Linked DNA regions of Mus musculus: all the other regions are linked to region 2. The links are chromatin loops, found by intact Hi-C in ENCODE. Cell type or tissue: left cerebral cortex. All regions are shown on one strand.

Region 1 (5,000 bases), 110 kb before region 2:
AAACAAGACAAAAAAAATAAAATCAACAAACAGGATTGGTTCCCCCCATTCTCTAGAAAGGATTTCACAGTGTGGCCTTGATTGTCCTGGAACTTACTCTGTAGACTAGGCTGGCCTTAAAAATCAAAGAAATCAGCAGGGCGTGGCAGGCGAATTTCTGAGTTCGAGGCCACCCTGATCTACAGAGTGAGTTCCAGGACAGCCAGGGCTATACAGAGAAACCCTGTCTCGAAAAAAAAAAAAAAAAAAATCAAAGAAATCAGTCTGTCTCTGCTTTCTGAGTGCTGGGATTAAAGGCATGCATTCAAGCCAGGCTGCTTGAAACAGTCTTACCACATAGCCTAGGTAGCCAAACTTAAGACATTTCTGCCTCAGTTTACTGAGTTCTAGGATTACAACTGTGTACGATTCCTGGCATGGAATCCCTCCTTTACATAAAAACCCCTTGACGTATTTCAAGAGTGTACTTTATTCATACTAAATCTTTATTCTAAGCAAAAACTTTCTCAATTTCTTGAAATGTTTCTAAAGTGACATCTTTCATCATGCAGGTTGATCTCCTGTGTAAGGTAGTAAGAATAACCTCATTTTATTTTGAGACTGAGTCACAAACATGTGGTAACCATCCTGCCTCAGCCTCTTAAGTGTGGCAAATACAGATGGGGAGGCTGAAATAACCCTTTCACAGGAAGGAGTAGCCTATCAGACATCCTGCACATCAGGTTTTCACTGTATGATTCATAACAGTAGCAAAACTACAGTTATGAAGTAGCAACAAAAATAAATGTATGGTTGAGGGTCCCCACAACACAAGGAATTGTATTAAAGGGTCACATAATTAAGAAGGTTGGGAACCACTGCCCTAGGTATTATCAAGCAGCACTAGGATGCTACTTAAACACAAAATCACACACATTGAAACAAAAAAGAGAGGAAATTCAACACATCTGTTGTCTGGATAACTGAATAAAAATAACCCAAAGGCGTCTAGAATCCCAGCACTTAGGAAGCAGAGGCAGGTAGATGTCTATGAGTTTGAGGCTAGACAGGGCTACATAGCAGTGAGACCCTTTCTAAACAAACAAACAAACAAACGGTAAATAACTAAAAAAATTTCTCCAAGCCATCAATTTATAAACAGTGGAACTAGCAGGGCAGTGGAGGCCAGCCTGGTCTACAGAGTGAGTTCCAGGACAGCCAGGGCTATACAGAGAAAACCCTGTCTCGGAAAAACAAAAACAAACAGCGGAACTTGTTTCTTTGCTTCTTAATTGGGGGTGGTGGTGGGCTCAGGTCCTTCATTTGTTAACACCCTAACACTGAGTACCCTCAAAGGAAATTTGAAAAAAAAAAAAAAGTTACCTAATAAAAATCTGAGCAATTCATACTTTTGTTTGGTTGTTTGAATCAGTGTCTCACTCTCTAGCTCAACTCACCTGAATTTACTATTTAGCTCAGTCTGACCTTGAATTGACTGTAACCCCCTCCCTCAATGCCCCAACTCATATTCTTCAAATTTTTTATTATTATTTACATGTACAACATGTGTATATTAGTGCTAGAGGAGGCCAGAAGTGTGTGTCAAAACTCCTGGAGTGGTTGTGAGCTGCCAGCATGGGTACTAGGAACTGAAGAGCAACAACCAGTTTTAACCTCGGAGTCATCTCTCTATCCCCCAAATCATATTCTTTTAATAACTTCAACATATTCACAAGGGAAGCAAATAGATTATTATTAAGGGAACTGCCAGAAAAGTACTGATAATCCGAGTGAAGACCCCAGCACCCGTATAAAAGCAGAGCATCTAATGTTTCCAGTAGTCTGGTGAGATCAGAGATTCTCAGATCCCCGGAGCTCATTAGCCAGCAAGCCTAACTGAATAAATGAGCTCTAGATTTGTTGAGGGACCTTGCCTCAAAATATAAGGTGGACAGAGACAAGGAAGACATTCAGTTTAGATCTCTGGTCTCCATATACATGAGTACACAGATACATACATATACCACACCCACAGAGAAATTAATCAAAATATATTAACTAATGACTTACTGGAGGGTAGGAACATTTGTGTTCTGGTGAAGACAGACCTTTGCTGGTCCACCAACTAGAACTCTACCTAATGGCAGGTAAGATGTGGCACATGCTTGTCATCCCAGGCCTCAGTGTAATGAAGCAAGGGGATCACCATGGGCTTGAGGTCAGCCTGGGCTACATAGTGACACAAGGCTAGTCCAGGTAAATGGTGAGACCTCTTCACTGATATGGCTGGAGCTCTTCCTAGGCATAATGAGGACACCCCAAGTCTCTTCAGCCATACTTGCCTTTTTCTCATCGTCATCAGAAGCTTTCTTAAATTCATGTTCAAAGGAGCTAGCTAGTTCATTGAAGAGCCCCACTTCCTCACAGTTCTTCAGGAATCTAGTTGGAGTAGGCGTTTGATCTGTAGACATAAAAAGAAAAGAAAAATATATTTAGTTTTAATATAAGATTAAAATTTGAGAGTGCACAGGGATTGTATTTTTATTCTATTTGGAGATAGTGAATTTGTATTAGGGCAAAGCTTTTTTTTTGAGTTTTAGTGGATGGATTGTGGTTCTCAGCTACCACAGGGTGTCTGTGTTGTACTGTCTCAAGGCCAGCAGGGGCAGACAGGATAATGTTTGTGTGACTAGCCAGATATCCACTATCTCTCAGTGCTGGATTTACATTTTTTACCCCAATGAAAATACAGCCCCAATAAAACAAATCATTCATGAAACCTCTAGATTTGAAAACTGAAGTTAAGCAATGCTTCCCTTCTAGTCACACACCAGGCCAGGTCTATAGTGAGTAGACAGAAACAGATGGGTGTTAAAATCTGACGGAGCACAAACTGAGGATCAGATTGCTGAGTTTGCTCACTAAAGCTACCTAATAAGGAATGGTGGCTGTGTGCCACTGAAAGGTCTGTCCCTTTCTGAGGCCATTCTAGAGAAAACTAGAGACGAGGGAACAAGACAGTAGTATCATGAGTTAGAAAAGGAAACTACAAACAATAGCGCTTATTTCAGAGACACGATGGGCCCAGAACAAAATCCAGAAACCAGGCTATTTGGTTTAGGTTTGCTGGTCAAAGTATCCCCACAGGGGCTGTGCAAACTTTTTTCTTAACACACTGCCTCTGCCTTTTCTTTCCTTTTTTTGGAGAAAAGTCCAGGTGATCCTGGAATCTACAATCTTCTTGCCACTCCCTCTCAAGTGTTGGGATTACAGCAATGCGCCACAAAGACCAGCTTCTTTGTTCTTAAGGAGGTGAGAGCTCTTCATAAACTAAGGGAACTTCTGAAGTGACTTGAGCTTCATTCAGGTCATAGCTTCTCCCTCACCCTGCTGCTTTTCTAGAGATGAACCTTGTTCTTGGGCCTAATTCTAGTTTGTTAGATTCTTTGATGTGCTTATGATCTCAAGGATTCGTCTATCCCAAACAACTAAACTGACTGACAGGCACAGAATAATGTTTCAATTGTATTTTAAGCAAAGACCTAGTGTTGAAATTGTTCCTTTTAGCATGATTAGCTGGAAATAGTCCAGTGGGATTTTCCATGGAAAACATTTTTTTTTTTTTTAAACTTAAACAAAACCTCTTCTGAATTAAACTCTTTAGAAAAGTTACCACTATTTCCTAAACTAGTTGTAAAAGGTTCTCTGGATACTGTGGTTAGCTGGAGATAAAGCCACACTCCTCTTTACAGTGAGGAGAGCGGTACCATCCTCAGTAACACAAATCACACCTCAAGTGGAAGAAAAGGGCGGCTGGCAGTACTGAGGGCAGGAGAAGAACTTGGGACTTCTCCTATACCCTGCTGCCCATGTGCATTTCTTGGTTTAATTTTAAAATCTCCCCTATATTAAACCTGATTTCTCATTTTCAAGGTGGCCTCTAACTTTCAACTGCTTCTGGTTCCTGAACAAAAAATTTGAAAATATATTAACAAGCCTAATTGGTTCTGATGATTCCTAAATGTTTACTGAATAATTCTGTATGCTTTGGTGTTACATCCATAAACTTAGATGCACATTTGGAGAAGACATAAAGGTATAAGCAAATATGAGACATGAATATTTCTATAGACAAATAAGAGAATGCTTTTTTTTTTTAAAAGATTTATTTATTTATTATATGTAAGTACACTGTAGCTGTCTTCAGACACTCCAGAAGAGGGAGTCAGATCTCGTGATCGGATGGTTGTGAGCCACCATGTGGTTGCTGGGATTTGAACTCCTGACCTTCGGAAGAGCAGTCGGGTGCTCTTACCCACTGAGCCATCTCACCAGCCCAAGAGAATGCTTTTTAAAGAAGTAAAACTAATATATGTAGATAGCACCACAATGGGTAAAAATTAAGTGCTATTTGAGATGCAGAATAAAATTACTATAAACATAAAATAAATACACATTAATTAATTACTAGGGTTGTTAGGAAAACCTTCAAGCAGGGCTTGAGCCAGGCCTTGGGAAATAGTGTTGGACTGTAGAGAGAAGAGCTTTAAGAGCTACGAGAAGCTGGGCAGTGGTAGCGCACACCTTTAATCCCAGCACTTGAGAGGCAAAGGCAGGCCTGGTCTACAGAGTGAGTTCCAGGACAGCCAGGGCTATACAGAGAAACTCTGTCTCAAAAAACCAAAAAAAAAAAAAAAAAAAAAGAGAGAGAGAGAGAAATAATGCTGGTGAAAGCACAGAGAAAGGTTATCACACATGGACTAGGAGAAAACAATGTTTAGATGACAACATTGGCATTTTATGCATAAAACTTTCACATAAAATTGGGTAAGTACTATGAGACTCTATTATGGAAAGTCTGAAAAGCTAGTTAACCTTAGAGAGAAAGCATAGTGAGAGATTGTGACCATAAGACCAGAATGTAACGACTAATTTGTTTTTTGTTTTGCTTTGTTTTGGTTTGGTTTTGGTTTTTCGAGACAGGGTTTCTCTTTGTAGCCCTGGCTGCCTTGGAACTCACT
Region 2 (5,000 bases):
TAGCATCTCACTCCTTAAAATACTGATTTCTACTTTAACAAGATACAGCCAATCAATGAGGGAAACCCTAGCATTAATCTAATAAGCATCAACTGTAAAATTTCACCACTCCATTAAGGGGTATTAAGTTTTGTGTCTTCAAGATCCAAAGGAAGAATATGTAAGGTAAAGGTTTAGGACAGTGTCTTCCTCAAGTGAAGCGAGAAGTCCACTTGAATCAGAATTATCTGAGGGAATATATATATATATATATGAAGTGACTGTCACTGGGCCAGCAGCATGGCTCAGAGGGTAAAACCATGTGCCCTATAAACCTGATAAAACAAGTTTGATTCTTGGAGCACATAGTGGAAGAAGTACTTCCAAGAGCTTTCTTCTGATCTCCACAGGCACATGTGCACCTGCACATTCACACACATAAAATAATTTAGGACATTTTTAGATTTGTATGTATGTTTTGTCCGCATGCACACCTAGTGCCCAAGAAGGTAGGTCAGAGCTGGCACTGAACTCCCTAGAGATGGTTATGAACCATCACACCGGTGCTGGGAACCAAACTTGGGGCCTCTGGAACAGCAGCAGTTGCTCTTAACTTCTGAGCCATCTCTCCAGTCCCTAAACACAAGATCTCTGGTGCCAATATTTTAAACAACTTTTCCAATCATTTTATATTTAAGGTATACAATGGTATGGCCTCAACAACACTAACAGGTTGTCAGTGAGAGAGAAAGGACTGTAACTCTGTAATTTCACTCAGAGGGAGGCCACACTGGAGGTAGAACCTAGGACCTTAGTGCAATCTAGGTAACGTGTCCTACCACCAAGCTACGTCCCCTGCTTTTTCTCTCTGAAGTTTGAATAGCCCATAAACTAAGATGCTCAAAGTATAGGCCTGTTAAACACTACTCCCTTAAGTACACTGGACGCAACCTGTCCAAGGCAGATATGCTACTTGTAAATCCTGAATTTTACTTTTAGACCAATGTTTGTCTTCAGGCTGGCTCTATCTAAAACTTTACTTTTTGCTGGATTCGGTGGAACACATCTATCATCCCAGCACTCAGAAGGCAGAGAGGCAGACAGAGCTCTGTGAATTCTTGGCTACACAGTGCGACCCTGTAACAAACTCCTCCCTTTTGTCTTTATGCAACCTAAACCCAGATTTGATGCCCACCTACTCAGGTTTAATTGAGTCGAAACCCAGTACTTCTTTAAAACTTTTGCAATAGAGGCTTAAGCTGGGTTGATGGCTTAGATGATGGTGCCTGCCACACCCCGTGCGCTGGGTACCTATGGAAGCAGGTGGCCTGAAGCTGACTGGCTTGCAATCAGAGTCGATGAGCTTCAGGTCAGTAAGACATCCTGTCTCGAAAGGTGAGGGTGGAGTGGAAATGCCCCCCACATTAACCTCTCAGCATGCATGCATACATGTCACCATACACGTGAATAAAGGGAGGTCTGAAGTTAGGCATGGTGGTATGTGCAAGTGATCCTAGCACTGGGGAGGCTGATGCAGAAGGATCATAAATTTGAGGTAAACGTGGGTTAGAGTCAAGAAGCCAAAATAAAATGGAAGACGTTTTTCCAAAAACAAGTTTTAACATGGTAACTTATAAAATGTAGTTCTGGCAATACTCTAATTACTGCCCAACCCACTGCTTGCTTGCAGAGAACTCAGTAAACAATTCTTAAAAAAAAAAAAAAGTAGGGGAATTAAATTTAATAGTTTACAAACATATGGAATAGTATAATCTGTTGCTGGTGTGTAATAAACCCAAGCGTATCATTCGGCGAGCCCTTCCAGTGGTCACTTAATATGGGCAAGCCCACACCAGAGCAATGAAACCCTCCACAATGAGAATTCCCCACTTAACCATTCCGTTCCTTAAACCTTCCCACTAGCTGGCAGGTATAAATTCTAAAGCTCGTATTGCTCCCATCTTCTGGGCTTGCTGCCTAACAGAAACCTCCATTTCCACCATTTAAGATTTTATTTCTAACTTCATTAGTATGTCAGGGCCTTCATTAGAGGCAACCAGTTTCTAAGGGAACAGGCCTCGCTCAGGCCTCACTCCTGCCACCTGTGCACAGGCCGGTTAGCCTGTTCTGTTACTCTCTACCACGTTCAGTTTATTTCAAACTGAAGGATGCTGACTAGGGAGATGATGGCTTTGGACGGTGAACTAGCTTGACTGCGCCAGAGGTCCTGAGGTTCAAAGTCTGCAAGCTTCAAAAAAATAAAAAATAAAGGCTATTTTGATTCAGGATGACAAGGGGAGGCAAAGGTAGGAGGGGAGAGTCTGGGGTCATGACAATGGTGAAAGGCGTGTGGGTGAGCGAAGAGCACCCATAAAAGCCTTGGTTCGCGCCCGGAGAGAACACGCTCGCCAGCATCTGCCTTTCGCCGGCCGCAGAGCCCCCAACCCCCGTGAGACACCCAAGATGGCGCCAGGCCCGCGCGGTTAGAGGTCATCGGCACGAGGAAGGGGTAGCCCTCCGCGTGGGGATGCCGGGACCGCGAGGGCTCAGGGACCCGCGTGGGAGCTAGCAAGGTCAGGGCGGCCACGCGTCCTCGCAAGGGGTACTGCTGCGCGCGCCTGCGCGGCACGAAGAGGACGCGAGGCCTCAAGGCCTTACCTGCTCCCAGGGCAGAGAAGACAGAGAGGGGCGGGGGCGCGGGAAGCGCGAGGGAAGGCTCTGCGCATGCGCGGCCGGAGCCAACGAGTCGCTTTTCTCCATGGATAGAGTGGACACAAGCTAGAGGATCGGCCGGGACGCCACAGCTCCCTCTGCCAGGTTGGTGGTGTCTTGGGGGACAAGCACTCCACCTGGCGTCCAACAGGAGAAACTGCAAAAGGAGCCCACCGTGCACGGAAGAGCCGCCAACTCTTGCTGATCTGCAACGTGGTGGAACTGTGGACTGCACAGCATTTTTGGAGTCTTGGACTCGAGTCCCCTTTCCGAGCATGCGCAAAGTTAAGGAAAAAAAAAAAAACCAAAAAACACCCTACCCAGTCTACTCGGAAATTGTTTATAGCATACAGTAGGGATTGGGGTTCAGTGCCTAAAATGTAGCAGGGGAAAATAAAATCACAGAACTCTTGGCTTCTTGTCACCCTCAGGACACTGGCAACGTTGGGTGGGAGATGGGAACTGGCCCAATGCTATTAGCAAAATGCCATGGCAGTTTCTGCTTTAACTTATTTTTATTTTTGTTTTCCCTATCTCGTTGATGAGCAAAGCATGAAAAAAACCCAGCATCTTCGAGTCATAAGACTGGGGGGGTAAACAAGGCCTGATTCTCCCTTTTGTGAGTCCTGGGATCAATTAGGGATAACCGCACCTGTGGCCTGCAGTAGGGGTGCGAAGTCACCCCAGGCGACCAGTTTACCTCCTGTCGGACTTGCTGGGGGGCGAGCTGGAATAAGTAGTCGCCTGCGAGGTGCTCTCCCCAAGCAAGCCCCTACTTTTCTTCACTGCCCTTTCGCCCGTCCCTCCCCCAGTGGCGGTGGGCGGGGGCTTTCCTGCGCTAGTCCTGGAGCAGGCCTTTGTGTACACGCAGGAACGCACGAGCCTAGCAGACGGCTGCAAGGCTGACCCAGCCCCTTAGCCCGGCTGTCCGGTTAGGGTGCTTGGACGCAGCGCGAGAAAGACGGGAAGAGCTCACCAAACCCCCATAAAAAAATAAAAAGAAAGCCGCGGCTGTAAATAAAGGCAAATCCGCCACCCTCTGAGGGGCCGTTTGTCCTCCCCTCCTTGGCCCCGTCCTTCCCGCCACCCCCTCCCGGCCCCCGGCCCCGCGGCGCCCCGGCCCCAAGCTCCTCCATTTAATCGGATTTGGGAGAAGGGGAGGATAAATCACGGCAGCAGCTTTACGGTCCCGGAGGAGAGGCGAGCCGCAGCCAGGCACACCCCGGCCGGCGATAAAAACCGCCGCTGAAAGCCCACGGAGCAATTTCCCGGGACCCCGAGCGACGCCATTACAGGAATGTAATTTTGCCCGGATGAGGCCCCGAGTTTAATTATCCTCGCGGAGGAATTTCAATGCGGCCAATCCATCTTGCAGGCGGGCGGCAGAGGGATTTATATGGGCCCGTTATTTCACACCGATCCTCCATCTGCATTTTTATGGCCCTGAGCTCCTGAAAGGGAGGGAAAGTGTGGGGAGAAATGGAAGAAGAGGGTGGAGGACTCCCCGCCTTTCCTAAACCTTGGATTTCAGCTGGATTAGGATGCTCGCAGGTTCTCCTGAGGTCCCCAAATCTCCCTCCAGTGCCAGTTGTTGACCTGGGCAGGGGCAGAACCGGGATCTTTAGGAAGCAACAGGTATTTTTCCAAGTACTAAGCAGTGTGAGATGCCGTGTGAGAAAAGGCAAACCCGCCACCCTCTGAGGGGCCCAGGCTAGCAGGGCTTAGGAGTTGGTCCCTTGAGGTTCCCTGAACACCCCGCTCCGCCAAAAACTGAATTCTTTGTAGCTCTTAGTTTCATACCCTAAGAGGCACAATCTATAGTTCTTAGGAGCTGCCGCCACCAAATGGTGTTGCAGCTGTTGGTTGCGACAATTTAGAGATCTCGTATATATATCGCTAACAAAATCCCGGAGGAGGATGAATCAGAGAAAGGGCCTGTGAGGAGCTAACCCTGGCTTCTCCTAAAAGTTACTGCAGAGTCTGATAATTCCCTGGCCCGAGTGGTAGGATTTAGTTAGACAAACCTGAGTTCCCAAATCACATGTGACCTTGGGCAAGTTATTTAACCCTTTTAAGTCATTTTTCCCCTCTCCTTTTAAAATTGGGTATAATAACAGCGCTTACCCTGCAGCCTATATTGAGATAATAATGTACATGAAGCTTTTAGCAGAGGGCTTGGTACTCAGTAAAAGTTCAATAATCGCCATAATCATTATCGTTAGTATTATAGTTACGATCACTGCAATTTAATTCTGTCATGCTCCCGTGAGACTGTTTATTGTGAAGGGTCCTTGCACGGTTATCTCCTG
Region 3 (5,000 bases), 590 kb before region 2:
CAGTGGCTAAGAGTGCTTGGTAGTCTTGCAGAGGATCAGGGTTCAATTCCCTGCTCCCAGGTGGTGGTTCACAATTGTCTGTAATGCCAGTTCCAGGGAATTTCATGCTTTTCTCATTGGTTATTTACATCTCAAATGTTACCCCTCCTTCCCAGTTTTCTCATGTTTTTATATTTTTATGTAGGAGTGCTTTGTCTGCATGTACATGCCAAAAGAGGGCATCAGATCCCTTTATAGATTGTCATGAGTCGCCATGGTTGCTGGGATTTTAACTTGGGACCTGGAAGAGCAGCCAGTATTCTTAACTACTAAGCCATCTCACCAGCCCAACTAAATACAAGTAAATATAAACTGTAGGACAGTTTTAGGACTCACATAATAAAAACATCAATCAGCAAATGCTCATACGTGTAGTCTTGTTTTGTTTTGTTTTGTTTTGCTTTGCTTTGTTTTTCGAGACAGGGTTTCTCTGTAAAGCCTTGGCTGTCCTGGAACTCACTCTGTAGACCAGGCTGGCCTCAAACTCAGAAATCCGCCTGCCTCTGCCTCCCGAGTGCTGGGATTAAAGGCATGCGCCACCACACCCTGCTCAACATGTAGTCTTATATAGTCTACCTTGTATTGCACAAGTGATCTTATTGTTGGTTAACTCAGTGGCCTAGAGTGCACAGAGTCCCTGGGTTCAATCTCCAGCACCTACCTTGTCAGCCTGGTTTGGTGGTGCATGCCTGTGATCACAATACTGAGGTGGAAGCAAGAAAATCAGAGTTCAAAGTCATTCTTGGCTGCTTGGGCGTTTAGTGGTCCGCTGGAGATGCATGGGGGTGGGGCACAAAACTTACACATGTCTGCATGTGAATTGGAACAGAGCGAGTGCTTTAGGACCCAGCCTCTGATGAAGTATTTTCAAACACAGTAAGTTAACTGTAGCTCAATCCAGTGGCCAGACCTCGGTAGTCTAACCTTAGAATTTGAAATATGGCATAGTCAACAACTGATTCAGAGAAACTGAACAGACTAAGGATCATGTGATCTGACTGATAGACTATCAATTTTTTAGAGTCACATTAGCATTAAGTCACTTTTTTTTAAAAAAGGACTGACTTATAGTCATCTCTTCATTTGGGTTGAACATTCAACCTCTAACACTTGAGGCTGTTGTTACATACATAATGCTGTCTGTAGCATTCATAGCAAAACAGGGTACCTTTATTTTCTCCCAACAGCTTTTGAATTTGAAAAAGCAACTTTCTTTTTAGTAAGCATTAGTGTATCGAATTAGAATATTCTCTTGAGGGCTGGCGAGATGGCTCAGTGGGTAAGAGCATCGACTGCTCTTCCAAAGGTCCTGAGTTCAAGTCCCAGCAGCCACATGGTGGCTCACAACCACCGGTAATGAGATCTGACGCCCTCTTCTGGTGCATCTGAAGACAGCTATAGTGTACTTGTGTATAATAATAAGTAAATCTTTTAAAATATATATTCTTTCTTGAGTTGAAAGGTGAGAATTGAAAGGACTCGTGATTGTTAAAAAAAACATGAAGCTTGAGTTTCAGGACAGCCAGGGGCTATACAGAGAAACCGTCTCGAAAAACCAAAAAAAAAAAAAGAAGAAGAAGAAGCTGCTGGGTGAACCATCCCTTTAATCCCAGCACTTGAGGAGCAGAGACAGGCGGATCTCAGAGTATGTATCCAGCCAGGACTGCATAGTGACAACTATGAAGCTATTAGGATAATAGCAAAGCTCTTAACTTTTGGAGGAGGGAACAGTCACTGGTTACCAGAGCTGACCTCAAACTTGAAATCATCCAATGGTACTGAGTTAACAGGCCGATTCCTACCCAGCCAGGTAGGATGGTTTTGCTTTGGTTTTGGTTTTAGGGGAAGTTCCCCCCTTAATGGCCTGGTGGTGACTTTGTTCTAGAACTCCTCTTGGTCCCTTGAATTGACTGTGCTGGGTCTGAAGTTCTGAAGGTACAGAGAATTCAGGTTATTTGCATGCCATTTAATCAAATGCTTTCAAATGCCACTGGGGGCAGCAGGCATTTTACCGTGGCTATGATAACCTGCCATAGAAGTTATTTCCTATTCAGTGTCCTGAAGGAAGAGCCCTTCATGTGCTAGGAAAATACCTGAGGTTTCCTTTCCTTCCCTCTGGATAGATTTTTTGAGTCTTCCCTGTGGTTATTTAACAAGTAGACAATACACATAAAGTATTGTATAGCTTTGTGTAGCTAGAGACTGTTACATGTAAGTAGGAACTGGTTTTCTTTGTATTTAAGGAGCAGTGTATATACTAGCATGTTAGAATTTAGATTAGTTTTATCTATATAGTTGTTTTACCTGCATGTTTGAATTCAGAAGGGGCCAGATCCTCTGGAGTTATGGGTGCTGAGAACTGAATTTGGGTCTTCTGTAAGGGCAACAAATGGCTCTTAATGACTGAGCCACCACTCCAGTCTGTTAGTTTTACTTTTTAGAAAGCACTTTATTACAGGAATGGTAAAACAGAAACACTTAGATCCCTGAACTCAATGCTACCTTGGTTTATATAGCAATTTTTTTCCCATTGTAAGTCATTTCTAAATTAAATTATCTTTCTTTGGTTTTTTAAGCTTTCTCTGTAGACCAGGCTGGCCTCCAACTCAGATCCTCCGGCCTCTTCCTCAAGTGCTGGGATTAAAGGTATGTGCCACCACTGCCTGGCTAAAAATTTCCAATGTAACTGGAGAGTGATTTGTTGTAAGGCCTTTGCCTTATTTGTCTATTAGTAATAAATGAAGGATTTCTCCATTGTAGTCATATTTCCCAAAGGGTATTAATGGATAGCTTTCCTTTTCTATACCTAAAGATGTTGTATACTTAAGCATTTATAGTTTTGTGGGACAGGGTCTCGTGTATACCAGGCTGTCCTCAGACTCACCCTATAGCTGAAGATGGCCTTTAACTTCTGATCTTCCTTCCTCTACCTACTTAGTCTAGCATTTCAAGTGTATCCTGCCACACTCAGTTTATATAGTAAGGATTAAACCCAGGACTTCATGCTTCTATGCCAGCAAATGAGCTATTCTCTACCACCACCACCACACACACACACACACACACACACACACACACACACACACACACACACACACAACTGTCCTCTCCTGTCTCAAATATTATGCCTGACTTCTTGAATGTTTTGTGTTTTCTCCACATTTATATCTGCGTAACAATTCTTTTATGATGTGAATTCCACAATCCAGTTATCTGGTAGGTCTTTGTTGATTTCTTTACATGTCTTTAATGGTTCAGGATAAGACTTAAGTACTTACTTGTCTTTGAGTAATCTTTCTCTCTTTCAGCAAAAAAGAAGAATAAGAAGGGGAAGACCATCTCCCTAACGGACTTTCTAGCTGAGGATGGAGGAACTGGTGGAGGAAGCACCTATGTCCCCAAACCAGTCAGCTGGGCTGATGAAACAGACGATCTGGAAGGAGATGGTAATTTCCCTTTGTTGTTGTCCTTGGAGCTATCATTGTGCTTAAAATTAAAAGTTCACTGTTTTCTAAATAAAATGGTATTCCATGATTTGCCTCGTTTGTGATTAGAAAGGATTTTAATTTGTACAGCTTGAAATTTTTTATGTGTTTCAGGGTATTGGGTTTAATCTCTGGTTGACTTTCAAACTAAAGTGAACTTTGAGCATAATCACATGCTGGGCCTGGCTATTTATTAAGACTGAGCAGCTAGGTGTGGTGGTGCGCTCACTCTGTCTGTTACAGGGTACTCTAAATGTGTAAGGCTAGCTCAAGGGATACATCGTGACTGTTCTGTATTTCCCATGTAGTTAATTCCTATTTTGTTCCCTCAGCCTATTTTCACCTCAACTTGATGCCAGCAGCTGAATATACACAACTTTGTCAATTGCGTTGTGATATCACTCATAAGGAAAACCTAAAAGCTTTGTGGTGTTTTGGTTGGGTGGGTGGGTGGGTGGTGTTTGGAGTATGAGCTCACTATGAATCCTTGACTGGCGTAGAATCCATAGAGATCATCTGTCCTGGAATGCTGAAATTGAGGCTTGCGCCACCCAGCCTGGCCTTGGTTTTGGTTAGGGTATATATGTTTCGGCTTTGTGTTTCAGACAAGGTCTCCTGTTGCCCTATGTGACCTAGACTTGATATTTCAGACAAGGCTTATCTCAAGCTATCAGAGATCTGTTCACATCTGCCTCCTTAGTACTTGAATTATAGACATGCATACCACACCTAGGGCTTCATCAGTCTAGCCAGTTTTCTTTCTCCATTCCTACCCCACCCCCCAAAAAACTTATTGCAAATTGACTACTTTGTGTGTGGCCTCTTTTATAATGAAAACAGGAAGTTTTATATAGCTTATATATTCTCTAAATGTTGAAACTAAATACAAATTCAGGGACCAGGACTAGGATAGTTGTTTTTTTGTTTGGGTTTGGGGGGAAGACAAATCTTGAGGAAGCCCTGGTAAGGTGGTATGAGCTGTAATTCCTGGGATTGGGAAGTAGAGACAGGAAGGCCTCGAGCCCCAGGGTAGACACACACTGTCTTCACAAAAGCAAAGGTGGGGAAGGGGCAGAGCACACAAGCCCCGCCCATGTGGGAGTGAGAGCTGTCAAGAGTGCTTAGCGTGTTGAGGTAGAGAGGATCCTGGTCAAATGCTTTACCATCAGATAATTGTCTTCACTGAGTTTTGTTTTCTGTATATAGAACAGTGTCGCAGGCTTCTCAGGCTAAAGTGTTTTATAGTAAACATGTGAAGGATTTGGTTCATAGATTCCTTAAAGAGTGAAATGAGAGAAAGCAGTCAAAGGCCTTAAGATCCACAAAATAGACCTTGAGTACTCCTTACTTTCTGTTTTTTTTTTTTTTTCTTTGTTTATGTGTAATAATTGTGTGCCTGTTGGATCCCAGCCACCATATGGGTGCTTGGAAATTAAACCTGAGACCGGCAGGAGCAACAAGTGCTCTTAACTGCTG
Region 4 (5,000 bases), 150 kb before region 2:
CATGGCAGGCAGGCTTTATGCTAGGGATGGAACCCAGAGTCTTGTCTTTGCTTCTTGCATGCATGTTTGTCAGGCCTTTACCACCTGAACCACCACTAGACCCTGATACAAAGTTGTCTTTTCTTTTTAGTTTGCTGAGACAGACTCAATGTAGTCTTGACTACCCTGAAACTTGTAGTGTAGACAGGCTGGCCTTGAACTCACAGAGATCCACTTGTCTCCACCTGCCTCCACTGTGCTGAGGCTTCTACCAGCCACCATGCTCTGTGCTTCCTTTGTTTACCTCCTCAAGACAAGAGGTAATAATGAGGAAGAAAGGGAGGTAGAGAAAAAAAGAAAAAAGGAAAATAAAGAAAAATGCGACCTGCCAGGTCTGTCAGCACAGGCCTCAAAGGCTCAGCTATTTAAGAGGCTGAGACAGGAGAATTTAAAGTTCAAGCCCTGAGAGGTAACTTAGTGGCACTGTCTCAAAAAATTTGAAAACAAATAAACAAACAAACAAACAAACAAACAACCCAATGGTGTACTTTGGTGGTAGAAAGCTTGCCCAGAATGTAGGCCCTGGGGTCAATTCCTAATACCATGAATAAATAGATAAAACTGAAGAACAGGGCTCTTCTCTGGAGCTCCCTATGCCCCAGAACAGCATGGCCCCTATCCTGGTTCACACATGACCGGGCTTTCTGAGGGCAAATGGACAAACTCTCCTAAAGCCACCATGTCCTCTGCTGGCATCCTTTCAATGGATTCTAGAAAAGCTGCCACCTCCCATTCTCTTACTCCCTAGGCATGGGCAGCAAAGGCAGAGGTGGGTGCTGGAATTTCGTGTTCTCTATCATTTTATTATTAACCCCCATTCCCAGAGACTCAGAGCAGTAACTGCTTTTAACAGGGTTTTGCTCTTGTGAAGAAGTCTAGGAAACCCCAGCCACACCTTCCATCTTCCACCTCCATCCACCAAAGATCTAGGACTTGGCAAGTATTGGACCTTGGGGTCTTCCTGGAAGTCAACAGTTGGTTAGACCCAACTTGGGGCCCAGATAACTTTCCATGAGAGATGGCAGCACTCTTGAACTTGTAAACACTAATGTTTGGACAGCAAGGCCCAGAGGGAACTTGGGCTGTTTCCTTTCCAAATTCTTGCTACTGGTGTAAGCTTGGGATGACCCTCTGCCTGAAAACCACGAGGCGGCTGGGAGAATCAGAAGAGAGTTTAGAGTGAGGCTCCAGGTGCCTGGGGTGTGTGAGACCTCATGTGCATGCTCTTTTGGTTGAAGGCCAAAGAGGCAGAAGACAGAGAGCCGCAAGGCTCCTCCCTGCAGCCCTACTACTGTTTATGGAACCCACCCCTCTTCTCTTTCTACCCTCAGCCAAAGCCTTGCCTACCAAGATTGTAAGCCAAGGAGTTTGGTGAGTGTGTGAGAAAAAGGGAGGTTTGTGAAGCGCCTGACTAGGGAAATGGGTTAAGGAAACCAGAGACGAGCAGGCAGAAGAGAGAGAAAACTACATCCAAATGGAGGACGGGGTGCAACAGCTGGACGGTAGGGAATGCCACAGCTGGAGATTAGAGGGATTACAGATGGACGGGGGAGAGGGCCCTGCCAGGGCATGCAGGTGTAGGTGCAGCCTAATTTTCAGGTAGAGCCTATTAGGTGCAGGAGTGGGGGAGGGGGGCGGTGGGTATATTAGGCCTTGCCCTTCCATCCCTTCCCTGGAGGGGGCCACAATTCTCCCTCCTTTCTAGGTCCTGAGGTTGAGGAGGAGAGGACGTGCTCTTGCCCGCTGTCCTTTAGGTCTTCCCCTAGCCACCCTCATCCTCGCATAATCCACCACAGCTTTGGAGGCTCTTGGTCTCCAAGCTGGGCCGCCGCATCCCTCAGCTTCGCCCGGTTCCTTCCTATCTCCAGGCGTCGGGTCCAGGGCTCTAGTTCCTTCATACCACAGCTTCAGCATCCTCGAGTCACCTCCTCCCCCACCACGCCACAATTGTATCCCGACCCTCCCTCCACGCCAGGATCCCAAGACCCGAACCCATCCCTGCCCCCCACCCCCACAAGTCGCCCAGGCTCTCACCTCGGGGGCTCCGCGGCCGCAGCACAAAAGGCGGCGCTGCTGCAGCTCCGCTCCGGATGCTGCTCCCGCCTCCTCCTCCTCCTCCTCCTTCCCTCCTCCCCCCGTTGCCCTCCACCGGACCTGGAGAGCTGTCACCGGCGATGCTCGTGTGGAACTCAGGTGTACGGGTGTCAGCCCCAGCTTTTAGCCCCCACCCCCTACTCGAAGCCCCGTCCCCACTCGACTTGAACTCCCGCTCCTTCCAAAGCCCCCGCCCCTGGCCCCCCGGGACGGACACGCCCTGAGCGGGGGATGCTGCGCTGGAGTCGCCGGCCTCTTAAAGGAGCCTGTGGCTGCCATCCGGCGCGATCCAGGCTCCTTCCTGGAGGTGTTCTACGGCAGTTCCACTTTGGTCCTCATGCGGAATCTGTAGGATCCCCTTGTGACCTGTCTTACAGATTCTTTCCTACACCCCGAGAGCGCAGTCCATCAGTATACACAACGCTCTGGCACTGGTCCCTTGTCATACCGACATCTCCAGCTGGCCTTCCCTCGTCGCTGCTCCATTTTCACCCAATTGGAATCCACCCAGCCGTAGGTCCCTTCCCACTTCTGTGCTCCTGGATGACCGATCGCTCGTTTTCATTACTGATTCCTCTTACCTCTAACCCTATTCCTTTCTAGCAAGACATCTTATCCTAGACCCATTTTAAAAAACACTCTTTGAATCACGTTTTTCGTGGTATCACTTTCTCCTTCTGTCCAAGGTCACAAGATTTCCCATATTTCTTTCACTCTGGTGGTATCAAGGCTTTGGAGAGCCAAAGGTAATCGTTAAGCTCTGCGCGTATATTAGTTCGTTAATTATTCCTGTGCTCTTTCAGGTGAGACTAAACACAGAAGGTCCATCTAATGATTCTCGGGACAGTTAAAAGAGGTTCACTAGGGCTGATCTAAAGAGGCACGAACCCTGTCAGGCTGCGTGGAGTTAGTGAAGAGAGGCGAAGGACAAGCCACAGAAAAGCAACGGGTTTTTTGACACGGAGTGCTGAGAAGCTTACGCTACAGCCTGGGAGACCGGGTCTGAGGAGAACTCCGGACTTATAAAACCCCAGAGCTCTGGGGTGGGGGTGGCCAGGTAAGGCACACCCTCTGGGGCAGCAAAAGGACTTCGGCCAATCACAGCCTTTCCTCAAGGAGAAGGCTACACCTTTCCTCGTCTCCGCCCTCTGGGCCAAGTGACCAATCTGCAAGCGCCTACAGGAAGTCGCTCTCAGTATAGCCAATAAAGCAGCGAAGCCCGCAGCGGCGCCCGAATGACGCGCTGGCGCCTGGGTTCTGTAGTTCTCTCAGGGAGACAGACCTTACCGCCCCGCCCCTGGCCGCCTACACGCAGCTAATACGCATGCTCACAGTGTCGGCTTGGGAGGAGGCGGTGCGCAAGGAGGAAGGCGGGAATGACATTAGGAAAAAAAAAAAACCAAAAAAACAAAAAACCCAACCCACTCGTAGTAGCTTGGGAAGCTTCCGCCGAGGGTCTGCTCCTCCCAGAAGGCGGTGCAGATGCCCGGGCGAGTCTCGCTGAGGGTTGTGGGGCGGGTAGCTCGGATCCATAAGAAGACACAAGGAGCCGAGTGGGCGGGGGACTCCAGATCCCAGCATGCCCCGCGGCGGGCCCTACCGGCCGCGACTCCGGGCTTGGCCCCGGCCCTAGCTCCTCGGCGGTGTACTGGGGTGCGTGGAGGCTGTAGTCACGGTGGCGCCCGCGGGGACGGAGGAGGGAATGAGTGAAGAGGATCAGGGCTCCGGCACTACTACAGGCTGCGGGCTGCCCAGGTGAGCTGCCTCGCTTGGATTCCTGAAGGACGAAAAGTGTGAGGTGGTGAGGAGGGGCGGCGGCGCGGCCCCAGCATGCACCTGGCCTGAGGGTTGTTCCCAGCAAGCACTGGGGTAGTGGGCAGAGGTTCCCGGCATGCACTGGGGCTGTGGCCAACGCCTCCAGCTCTAGTTTGGGGTTGGCTTGATTCCCAGACTGCACTAGAGCCCTGGGCTTTATGCCCCGACGTTCAGTGTATTTGGTGGGTACTGGGTTCCCGAATTGTATTGTGTCGGGGGAAATGCACGTTCAACCAGCACCACGGCACAGGATCCCTCGCCTTAACTGAGAACAGTACATTCTCCACTTGCCTTGGGACCTTGCTTTCCCTCATGCACCTTAACTTTTAACCCAGCCAATGGATGCTATACTGCCTGGGAATTCATGGACCCTATAATGTGGCTAGGTCTAATGTGACAGTGATTTGCCAGGTGGGTGCCGAAAGGGGAAGTGTGATGTTGGTCTGTGCCCCTTCCCAGCATAGAGCAAATGCTGGCCGCCAACCCGGGCAAGACCCCGATCAGCCTTCTTCAGGAGTATGGGACCAGAATAGGAAAGACGCCCGTGTACGACCTTCTCAAAGCCGAGGGCCAAGCCCATCAACCTAATTTCACCTTTCGGGTCACCGTTGGCGACACCAGCTGCACTGGTGAGGAAGGCCTGGGCAGCCTGGCTGGGGTGTGCATTCACAGGGCCCGTGGCTTAATATCATGCGATCACCTCACAGTCCTCTCCTTTAAAGCCAGGGAGGGATGGAGATATTTCAGGGGGAAAGAAGGATTGGAACAGGGCTGTGAGACGGTGGACGGGACCCGAGAGACTCACTGGCGAGAACAGGAAATGTCACAGAGATCTGCTACTTTATCACCCCAGAGGAAGAGTAAATGAGACATTGAACTCCTCGTGGGTATTAGGGGGAGCACATACTCTGCTAGCCTTCATGCCTCACATTGAACACGAAGAACTTAGTATGAGAAATTAAATGGTAGGCTCCAGTTCACATGTAATAAGTGGCAGAGCAGAGCTTTGACTTCAGACCCTCAGTTGTCTCTATTTCCTATTTACCGAGGGA
Region 5 (5,000 bases), 120 kb before region 2:
AAAGATCTACCCTGCTTGGATCCTAGTATAAAGAGCCTTTCTTCAAGGAATGCAGCTGAGTGTGGCACATGCCCTTAACCTCAGCTGTCAAGAGGCTGAGGCAGGAGGGTCATGAGTTTGAGATCTCTCCCTTAAAATATTCCAAACTAAATACAAATGAGAAAAGCTAAGAAAAAAAGAAAGCAAGAACTCAGCAGTGATTGACAAGGGCGCTGCAGCCTTTCTCCAAGAGGAAGACCACCCAGCTCAGGCAGAGCTCTACTGTGTCCAGAACTGCTGCTGGCTTTGGGGAATGAGCAGCTCAGAATGGTGGGAAGCCCCAGCTTCTAAGAAGACACACAAATGAAAGCTCATGTTGTTGGCCAAGGTTTATGGCAGCATATGGCCATGAAATGCCTGGACATGTGGTGGTAGCTGATGAAGCAGGTGGTGACATCAGTAAAACAGAGACGAGGCAATGAATGTAATTCTAGACACCAATCTCAGGTCGCTGTCACCTGTCCAGTAGAGACAATTACAAGAACCGGAGCTATTCAGTTCCTAAAGAATTGTATTAAAATGGAGACCTTGTTGAGAAGAGATTAGGCAACTAACTGGGTCCTCCTCTGGCTTAAAAAAAATTTTTTTTTTATTTTAATTTCTCTGTGATGAAAAGGGACTAGAGGATTGGTAATGAAAGTTCTTTTTTGTATGTGTTTTCTTAGTTTTTAATGAACCATCTATTTTACTACTATAACAATATATTGTATTAATATATTCTTTTTTAAAAAGATTTAATTATGTATGTATATGGGTGTTTTGTCTACATGTACATCAGAAGAAGTTATGGGGGCTGGTGAGATGGCCAGCGGTTAAGAGCACTGACTGCTTTTCCAGAGGTCATGAGTCTAAATCCCAGCAACCACATGGTGGCTCACAACCATCCATAATGAGAAACAAACAAACAAACAAAAAAATAAGTTATGGGATCCCATGGGACTACAGTTATAGACAGTAGTGAGCTGCCATGCTGGGAACTGAACTCAGGTCCTTTGGACGAACAGCCAGTGCTCTTAACTGCTGAGCCATCTCTCCAGTCCCAGTATCAATATATTCTTTTTTTCCCTAAGATTTATTTATTTATGTATGAGTACCAGAAGAGAGCATCAGACTACATTATTGATGGTTATGAGCCACCATGTGGTTGCTGTGAAATTGAACTCAGGACCTCTGCAGTTCAATTCAAATCTGAAGAGCAGATCTGAACTGCTAAGTCATTTCTCTAGCCCCTAATATATTCTTATGAGTCTTATGCCATAAACTCTAATCCGGTGACTGATAACTTTTTTTTTTAAAGATTGTTTTTTTTTTAAATTTATTTATTTATTATATGTAAGTACACTGTAACTGTCTTCAGACACTCCAGAAGAGGGCATCAGATTTCATTACAGATGGCTGTGAGACACCATGTGGTTGCTGGGATTTGAACTCAGGACCTTTGGAAGAGCAGTCGGCACTCTTAACCACTGAGCCATCTCATCAGCCCCGTGATAACTTTTTTGTTATGACTTAACAGATAAGCAGGAGATACAGAGGCCTCTTCTGCAAAAGCTCTGCATAATTCAAGCTGTTTGCATTTATGCCTAACATGAAGGTAGATAATGAATAGTTTGTTTTGCTGTAGTCAATCTACCAAATAGCTGGTTACCCCAAAAGCTAAATTTATTCTTTTCCCATCTCATGATTCTTGAAAAACAGATATAACATAAAGAGTAGGGGCAGCACACCTGCAGTGCTCGTCCAAGGGCACAACTGACCTGTGGCTGGGCAGGGGATGGGGCATCTGGGTGCTGGATGAGGATCTGGTTTTGCTCTGGACGGGCAGTCACCATGGTGCTTGCAGTACCCACCACCATTCCACAACCTCCATTGATTGAAGAAACTTGATGGGTCAGCGTGGCTTTTAGTCTCTATGTGGAAAGATTATTTAAGAAGGCAAGAGTGAGGTTCTGTCAAGGATAGGAAGGATGAACTGATTGTATTACTGATCTTATAATTAAAATTCTTGCCCCAAGTTTTTCTTAACAGGGAACTAAAAGAAAATGACAGGAAGAGAAAAGTGCCCACCTGGATCCCTGAAATGCCTACTCTTGTTCCCTGACTATTATCCTGGGCACAGCTGGGGACTGGGGCTTGTGGAAGCAATAGGTCCCACATGAAAGCTCTCTCCTGGAACCTGGCCAGATGCTAGTTACGCAGCTATTCACCACTTGGCCAGCTCCCCTGCCCACTCACCCCCTCCATCTGTTGTCCTGGAACTGAAATAGCAAGTGTTCCATTCCAAACAATCTGTGCTGCTTCTTCCTGTGCCATGGCCTGTGCCAGGCTGTAAGGGTGGGGACAGGAGACTTAGAAATCAGGGTCTTTTCCAACCCCACAGCAGAATATCTTTAGCTATGCAAACCTCAGAAGGTTCCTTTGCTTGGTTCACTTGAAAAATCTAGACTGTTATTACTTCTTCTAGAAGGCCAACAATTAGAAGTACTCCAGACTAGGGTATACTCACCATTTTGGCTTCTGACGGCATAGGGTGGCCAGAGGGAGAAATGGAGCCACTGTTGTTAACCGGTGGGCCAGGTATACCAGGAATGTTGGGCACCATGGACACAGGTCTGGCCAGCTAAATCAAGAGAAGGATCAAAACCAGGAGATATGGTAGCATTTGTTTTCCCCAAATCAAGTGTTTTTGAGATTGGTATGTCAGGGTCTGTTCTGTGTAACCTGCTCACAAGACAAGCAGGGATAGCCTGGGAAATCATCTTTCCTAAGGAGTACCACAGAGTAAGGAACCTCATTCTGCAGTCCTTTTCTGTGGGAAAGACTGAGAGTGTATCTTCAGGAAAGGGGTAAGCAGTGCAGGAGAAGCTATGGGGTGAGTGAAGTCAACCAGTCAGCAGGTTGGCAAGATCAACTCCTTGACTAGGAGCCAACTGTCCAGATGAAGCTTTGTCTAGTGCTTCACAGTGTTGCACTGGCAGAGGTTAGTGAAGAGTTTGGGCACATTGCCACACACAACTAATACAGTCCAGGCCCACATATCCCTGGGGTCTTGGGGTTATGATCATTCAGGTGGAAAGGAGGAATCGGTGTGCTGGTAGGTTTGGCTGCTCAACTACAAAGCTCACCGAAATAACAGAAGGCATCTGTACTGGAGGCCCTGGCAACATAGGCATGGTCTGTCCATTAGCAAGATGCATGACGAGAGGGAGGGAGCCAGTAGGAGATCTGCAGGAGAAATGAAATATCACAATATATTTTTTAAAGGATTTATTTATTTTATATATGAATATATACAAAAACATTGTCTTCAGACACACCAGAAGAGGGCATCATATCCCATTACAGATGGTTAGAGCCACCATGTGGTTGTGGGAATTGAACTCAGGACCTCTGTGTTCTTAACCACTGAGTCATCTCTCCAGCCCCTAAATATCACAGCCTTGACCCTTTGCCTATTGGCCTTCCTTGTACAATCAGAGAATGTTTTTTACAGTCTTCTCATTGGGGACGGTATAGAGTAGCACTATAAAACCTTGACATTCTCTTGAACATGGAAAAACAGATGGTGAGAAATGAGTCTGTTTTCTAGGGATTAAACAAAAATGCTTTAGACACATCAGGCAAGCCCTAGTCTACTTGCCTTAGCCTACAAAGCCTTGGTGTTTTTCTGGTGCTAGGGATTAATAGAACCTTGGACCTGCCAGGAAAGTGCTCTACTGAGCTACACATCAAGCCCCACAGTCTAGAAATACCTTTATACCTTTCAAATTAATTGAATTCAATGGCTATGAGTTAACTCTATTAGGAATTTGGGATGATTAAACATCTCTACCACAAATAAAATGTTTTATTTTAGGAAATAATTTCAACAACTCATTTTCTTAGGTACGTAAGAATAAATTCCCGGAGCCAGCTTCATTATCAATCCCAGAACTCAGGAAGCAAAAGCAGGATGATGGTTGGGCAGTGGTGGCGCACCCCAGTTCCAGGACAGCCAGGACTACACAGAGAAACCCTGTCTGGAAAAACCAAAACTAAAAATAATAATAATAATAATAAAAAGCAGGATGATGAGAACTTGAGGCCAGCTGTACTGGCTGGTTTTGTGTGTCAACTTGACACAGGCTGGTGTTATCACAGAGAAAGGAGCTTCAGTTGGGGAAGTACCTCCATGAGATCCAGCTGTGGGGCATTTTCTCAATTAGTGATCAAGGGGGAAATTAGTATCCTTGTGGGTGGGACCATCTCTGGGCTGGCAGTCTTGGGTTCTATAAGAGAGCAGGCTGAGCTGGGCTTGGTGGTGCACGCCTTTAATACCAGCACTCGGGAGGCAGAGGCAGGCGGATTTCTGAGTTCGAGTCCAGCCTGGTCTATAAAGTGAGTCCCAGGACAGCCAGGGCTATACAGAGAAACTCTGCCTCAAAAAAAAGAGAGAGAGAGCGAGCAGGCTGAGCAAGCCAGGGGAAGCAAGCCAGTAAGTAACATCTCTCCATGGCCTCTGTATCAGCTCCTGCTTTCTGACCTGCTTGAATTCCAGTCCTGACTTCCTTCAGTGATGAACAGCAGTATGGAAGTGTAAGCTGAATAAACCCTTTCCTCCCCAACTTGCTTCTTGGTCATGATGTTTGTGCAGGAATAGAAACCCTGACTAAGACAAATTGGTACCAGCATAGTGGGGTATTCCTGTGACAGCCTGACCATGTTTTGGGGAGGACTGTGGAAGGACTTTAGAACTTTGGGCCAGAAGATCCATTCGGTGTTAAGAGTTCTGTCAAAGTTGTGTAGGAGCTTGGAAGATAATGTTGAGAACAGTGCAGAAGATGAAGGCCTGGCTTGTGAAATTTCAGAGGGAAGATTAAAGACTTTTTTTCAGGGCCGTTGCTAGTTTGATTGTGAAGATTCTGTGGTTCTGGTTAGCTGGGGCTGAAGAATCAGCTGTGATTAACAAGATACCAGAACTA
Region 6 (5,000 bases), 87 kb before region 2:
GTGTGTGTGTGTGTGTGTGTGTGTGTGTGTAGGCACATACATGCCATGGCACTTGGAGGTCAGGGTCAGAGGACAACTTTAGGAAGTCCGTTTTCTCTCCTATCATGAGGAACTTAAAGACTGTCAGGCTTGGAAGCAAGCACCTTTACCTGCTGAGCCTTCTCAAAGGCTCCAGTCTGACTATTCCTCCAAAATCTAAACATACTCTTTCCAAATGATCTTGTGATTGTACTCTTGGGTTTTTACCTAAATGAATTAAAAATATATGTCCATATAAAACCCTGTACATGTTTGAAATCATAATTACATAAAGCTGGAAGCAACCAAGATATCCTTCATTAGGTGAATGGATAAATAAGCTCTGACATCCCAAAACTAGGATATTATTCAGTACTACAAAGAAATGATCTACTTAAGGCAAGAAAAGCTATAAAGGAATATAAGTGTATATTGGTAGGTGAAAGAAGCTAATTTAAAAGGTTACAGGTTGTGATATTCTGGAAAAGATAAAATCATGAAGATAATAAAGAACAGAGGTAGCTGGGAGAGAGGGATGAACAAGCACAACACAGGATTTTTAGGACAGTGAAACTGTTCCATATGATGTGACAATGACATAAACAAGTCATTATATATTTGTTAAAACGTATAGGATGTGCAACATCAAGAGTGAACTCTAATGTAAATTCCTGACTCTGATAATGTGTCAGTGTAGGTTACTCATATATAACAAATGTATCAGTGTTTCAGTGGACTGATAGTGAGAAGTTGTACATTGTGCTCATGGGTGGGGGATAGATGAGGACTCTACTTCCTACTTAATTTTGTATGAACCTAAAATTGTCTTTAAATTTTTTATTAATAGGGCTGAAGATTTAGCTCAGTTGGTACAGTGCTTGCCTGGAAAGCAGGGGGCCCTATGTTCAATTTCCAGAACATCATAAACTGAGCATGGTGTCTAACACCTGTTATCCTTTTTTTGTTTTTGTTGTTTTGTTTGTTTCTGAGACAGAATTTTTTTTTTCTGTGTAGCTTTGGGCATTCTGAAACATAGTCTGTAGACCAGACAGGCCTTGCCTCCTGTAAATCAGATTGCCTCTGTCTGTAATTAAATCAGACTGCCTCTGCCTCTGCCTCCCTGTGCAGGGACTAAAGGTGTGGGTACTGTATATTTATGTACCCTGCCTCAACAAGGTGAGGTCTCTCCAAACTGTCCTCTGATCTTCATAAACATACAATGGCATGTATGCACCACACTTACATCATACACCTCCAAAATATGATATTATTTATTTATATATATAATATATATTTTAAAACACCCAAGCTCCTGCCGTGTGCGATAGGACACACCTGCAACCCCAACACTAGAGGGACCAAGGACAAAGTCTCATTGTGAATCTGAGATGAGCCTGGGCTACCTGGGCTACAGGAAACCCTATCTTAAAAATAAGGAGGACAACAATAGGAAGGAAGAAAGAGCACATATACAAAAATGCTCTAAAAAATAAAGTCTATTAATTTAAAAAAAGGAAACACTGTTTAGTAATGTTCACCCAGGACAGGGGCTAATAAGAACCACGATAAGAAGAATGCAAAAAAAAAAAAAAAAAAAGAAAGAAAGAAAGAAAGAAAGAAAGAAAGAAAGAAAGAAAGAAAGAAAAGAAAGAAGGACATAGAAGAGATGAGAAGAAAGGAAAAGAAAAACTATAGCTTGTTCTCAACCCACAGAGGACAAGGAGGGAAACTTGAAGAAAGGAGGATGTGACACTGGCCCTTTCACAATGAAGTCTTATGGTGATTGGTGGGTAAACATCAAAAGCTATCTCCCTCAGAGGTAGAAAAGCCAAGAGGCTTACACGGGACACAGATCCTCAGCAGAACAATCACCACCATTAAGCCTTTGGCATCACCAATGCCTTTCCATGTGGCTAAGGAATCAGCTTGGCACTGTAATTTGTGCTGGTGCCAATCTCTATGGTAGATTGAGCTATTTTTTCAGGAAAGTCAAGGGATAATTGCTTAGTATCAAAAGATTTGGCCCTCGGGAAGATAAGGAGCTGTTTCTTTTGCCCCAGGACAAATTTTTTCTAGAACAGTATTCATGGCTCTTCAAGACACTGCGTCTTTCATAAGCAGAGCTGCAATTCTGACTGCCAATCTGCTGAATACCAAATGGAGTGCTTAGCTTTCTACAATGACGCAAAGGACAAAGCAAGGCTAGATTTATTCTGCAGTGCCACTCGGAGATTTTCAAAGGTAAAAAGGAAAAACTCTTTCCTTAAATTACAGGGAATTACAAATTCTGTCTGGGATGTAAAAGACAGCTATGCTCGCTCAAAATCTGGCATCATGGATGTGAACAAGATTTAAAAGCCAGAATGGTGGCTGGCAATTTGAACATTTAGAACAGAAGTTGGTTCAGTACTTCAATCTGCCCGCAGAGTCAGCAGCCACACAAAGCACATGGAGATGCCAGACTGGAAACGAGCTAATTTCACAAAGCTCATTCTCATTCTGTCTGTACTTCACACGATCGCTAGAAATCCAGATTCTTACCCATGCATCTTAGATGCTATCTTAAATAGCAAATTTTGTTGTACAAAGAAATTTCAAAAGCAAACCACAAAGATATTGTCTCAAATCTTTTCCCTCATGGTATTTCCCTTCTTAAAATCTCATCCCCCTTCTTAAAATCTTATCTATAAACATGATAATTTTGAGAAAATTAAAAGGCAAAATGTCATTAAAATAAGGTATTAACATTTTCCCTCATAGTTTGTATCATCTCTTCAGGATGAGAATTCAAAAGAAAAGCTTTCCTTCAAACATCCTTACTAAAAAAATAAGAGCCACGTGCTACAGTTTAAAGGACAGTATACCTCGTTGGTTAAACAGATTCAACAATTAAAAGAGGAAAGAAAATGAGGCTTGAAAGGGAAGATACTCAATTTTTGGTGAAAAATGTTTTGATTATCTATAGCAAACAAAGAAAAAGGGAACCATAAACGTAGTAGTAATGAAGCCCATTTTATTTCGTAAATGTGCATAACTGTGCTGAGTCCTGTAACAGGTACAGAAGCAAAGGGACCAGTAAGAGTGAAATGCTATGAAAAAACAGGACAGAATTTCCCCCAACAAAATACAAACCCTTTCCATAAAAATTTATGAAATGAGAACAAAAATAAAGATGTTTGTTTTATAAATAATATTAGGAAAACAATAAATGTCTTAAGTTTAAGGCCTGAAACTGAGTTACATTTCTAATACCGGTCATTGTAACTCATTTAAAAAGGTTTGTTATTTGCTAAAATCTCAACTAAGCTCAAACCCAGGATTTAACCAAAGTACTTCTGAAGGAGCTTTTCTCAAAATATCAGAAGTTCAATTTATAAATACATAGTATGCTATTGAAGTTACCCGCTGAAAAGCTTAATTCAGCCTGATTACAATCCTGTGAGCAGAATGTTGACATTTTCTTTCTTAAGAAAAATCTTCCAGAAAGCACCTCACATTTGGTCATAATGCAGTTTATTGACATTTCTTTTCCTCTTCACATAGCTGGGAGGAAGAGAAGCTTCAGAGCCGCTGTGTGTGCTGTGCACTGTACATAATGGCCTTTACTTGCCATTGTGCACAGCCTGTTAAATATTTACAACACAGACAGCAACATCGAGTCCTAAACACCCAGTTGTGAGTTTGAATTTTTTTAGAAATAAATCTATGACAAATTTTCACCAGCAAAATGCCAGAAGACTTTACTAACAGCTTCAAGAGACCCAGAGGGTCCAGAGGAGCAGTTACAGGCCATCTGGTGATTACTTATTATTATTTATACCGCACTGTTGATGTACACACAGATGTGTTATGAATCCACATACAGAGAGGCCTTAACAAGGACTTCAGACAGAATGTGACTGCTGAGCAAGTCAATACGCATTAAAGAAACGCATTAACTAGAGAGAGCGAGAACACCAGGCTTTTCTTTTTTAATATGCTGAATTGGCTGAAAGATTATTTGATTAAAGAATGATGAGTTCTACACAGTGATAGCATCCAACCAGTTAAAACTCTAGCAATATGTGGTTTAGCAATGGTGGCAAAGTGAGTTAAGTGAAAGAAGAGACTGTGAGATCCAGGCGCTTTATAAAGTCATCAGTTTGATTAAAAAGTATTAAAGAAATAAGTAAATAGTAAGATAGATGGGTGTGAGGAGGAGTTTAGGCTTAGGAAGAATTATTGAAATACAAAGATACAGGATCTTATTTTATTTGTAACACGAATGCTCTGACAAAAATTCCAACACTCCCATTTCTTTTTAAATACTCAGTTGTATGCAGGAAAAACAAGAGTTAATGAATGAAAAATTTTCAGTTTAATTTCCTAATTATAGCTCCAACTATATTCATACAGCATCATTTAATTTTTGTTTGTTTGGTGGGGATGGAGGGAACAGGCTAAAGCAAGGACGCTTTAATGTATTATATGCTTTTAATAATAGCACAATATATAACACAAAGAGCTAAAATAACCCAGTAACATGTGTTTAGGAAGAGCATCAAGAGATCAGATTTGACTTTAAGAAACCAGTTAATTCTTAGTCCTTAACGCCTCTGAGCATTTTTAAACCTAATCCCAATTCTGTGTTAATACATACTTGTAGACCAGTTCCATCACAGGTTACATACAACTACAGAATTCTCAAAAGTGGACTGGAAATTATTGCAAAATCAACATTTTACAAAAATAAGGCTAACATTTGGCCTAACTGTGTATCATGTAGTATATTTTCAGCTGCCTGACAGCATGCAGTCACCCCTACCAGATGGGAACTAAATGAATTATTGAGTAAAATATGAATTATTAAATGAAATTTTGAGTTAAAAAAATCTTAGCAGGGGGTAAGAATGAAAAGCTTATTTGTTTGTCTAAAATTGCCTTCACCTGTCCTAGCATACAAACATAGCATGCATACACCACCACAAGAGCATTTGCCTACC

The links. Hi-C counts contacts between places; a loop is a spot of excess contacts. Peaks named below come from ENCODE experiments on the same cell type or tissue, not always from the same donor. Only the 100,000 strongest peaks of a DNase experiment are listed, where the experiment ranks them.
Region 1: it touches region 2 in a loop (2.7-fold over the local background); 16 of 42 quality-filtered maps call a loop at or near these places.
Region 3: it touches region 2 in a loop (5-fold over the local background); 2 of 42 quality-filtered maps call a loop at or near these places.
Region 4: a loop joins it to region 2, with 9 times the contacts of the local background. A loop is called at or near these places in 5 of 42 quality-filtered maps.
Region 5: a loop joins it to region 2, with 4 times the contacts of the local background. A loop is called at or near these places in 17 of 42 quality-filtered maps.
Region 6: a loop joins it to region 2, with 4 times the contacts of the local background. A loop is called at or near these places in 10 of 42 quality-filtered maps.

The regions. Positions count from the first base shown.
Region 1 is chr15:102,555,139-102,560,138 of GRCm38, forward strand. It overlaps Atf7 (activating transcription factor 7), which reads right to left. Exons shown (of 12, transcript NM_001310067.1): 4 at 2,322-2,440. Among named protein-coding and RNA genes, the nearest start is that of Npff, 33 kb to the left of the region's middle. In left cerebral cortex, a CTCF peak has its summit at 2,626; DNase peaks (open chromatin) are centred at 2,672 and 2,859.
Region 2 is chr15:102,668,381-102,673,380 of GRCm38, forward strand. Atp5g2 (ATP synthase, H+ transporting, mitochondrial F0 complex, subunit C2 (subunit 9)) reads right to left here and starts at 2,667. Exons shown (of 5, transcript NM_026468.2): 1 at 2,638-2,667. Mir688 (microRNA 688) reads right to left here and starts at 3,486; the gene lies at 3,412-3,486. In left cerebral cortex, a CTCF peak has its summit at 2,822; DNase peaks (open chromatin) are centred at 2,095, 2,774, 3,522, 4,088 and 1 more place; H3K4me3 peaks cover 3,303 bases; H3K27ac peaks cover 3,055 bases.
Region 3 is chr15:102,078,629-102,083,628 of GRCm38, forward strand. Eif4b (eukaryotic translation initiation factor 4B) reads left to right here. Exons shown (of 15, transcript NM_145625.3): 2 at 3,348-3,485. Among named protein-coding and RNA genes, the nearest start is that of Eif4b, 7.4 kb to the left of the region's middle. In left cerebral cortex, CTCF peaks have their summits at 1,440 (motif pointing left) and 2,031; no DNase peak of the experiment used is centred here.
Region 4 is chr15:102,514,715-102,519,714 of GRCm38, forward strand. It overlaps Map3k12 (mitogen-activated protein kinase kinase kinase 12), which reads right to left and starts at 2,290. Exons shown (of 16, transcript NM_001163643.1): 1 at 2,074-2,290. It overlaps Tarbp2 (TARBP2, RISC loading complex RNA binding subunit), which reads left to right and starts at 3,478. Exons shown (of 9, transcript NM_009319.3): 1 at 3,478-3,888; 2 at 4,408-4,577. The coding sequence starts at 3,836. In left cerebral cortex, a CTCF peak has its summit at 1,738; DNase peaks (open chromatin) are centred at 1,922, 2,415, 3,376, 3,618 and 1 more place; H3K4me3 peaks cover 4,166 bases; H3K27ac peaks cover 3,649 bases.
Region 5 is chr15:102,544,609-102,549,608 of GRCm38, forward strand. Atf7 (activating transcription factor 7) reads right to left here. Exons shown (of 12, transcript NM_001310067.1): 7 at 3,165-3,264; 8 at 2,546-2,659; 9 at 1,797-1,949. Among named protein-coding and RNA genes, the nearest start is that of Npff, 22 kb to the left of the region's middle. In left cerebral cortex, no CTCF peak of the experiment used is centred here; DNase peaks (open chromatin) are centred at 377, 2,279 and 2,963; H3K27ac peaks cover 2,045 bases.
Region 6 is chr15:102,581,868-102,586,867 of GRCm38, forward strand. The region is part of intron 2 of Atf7 (activating transcription factor 7); the gene reads right to left. Among named protein-coding and RNA genes, the nearest start is that of Atf7, 41 kb to the right of the region's middle. In left cerebral cortex, no CTCF peak of the experiment used is centred here; DNase peaks (open chromatin) are centred at 2,206 and 2,397; H3K27ac peaks cover 3,561 bases.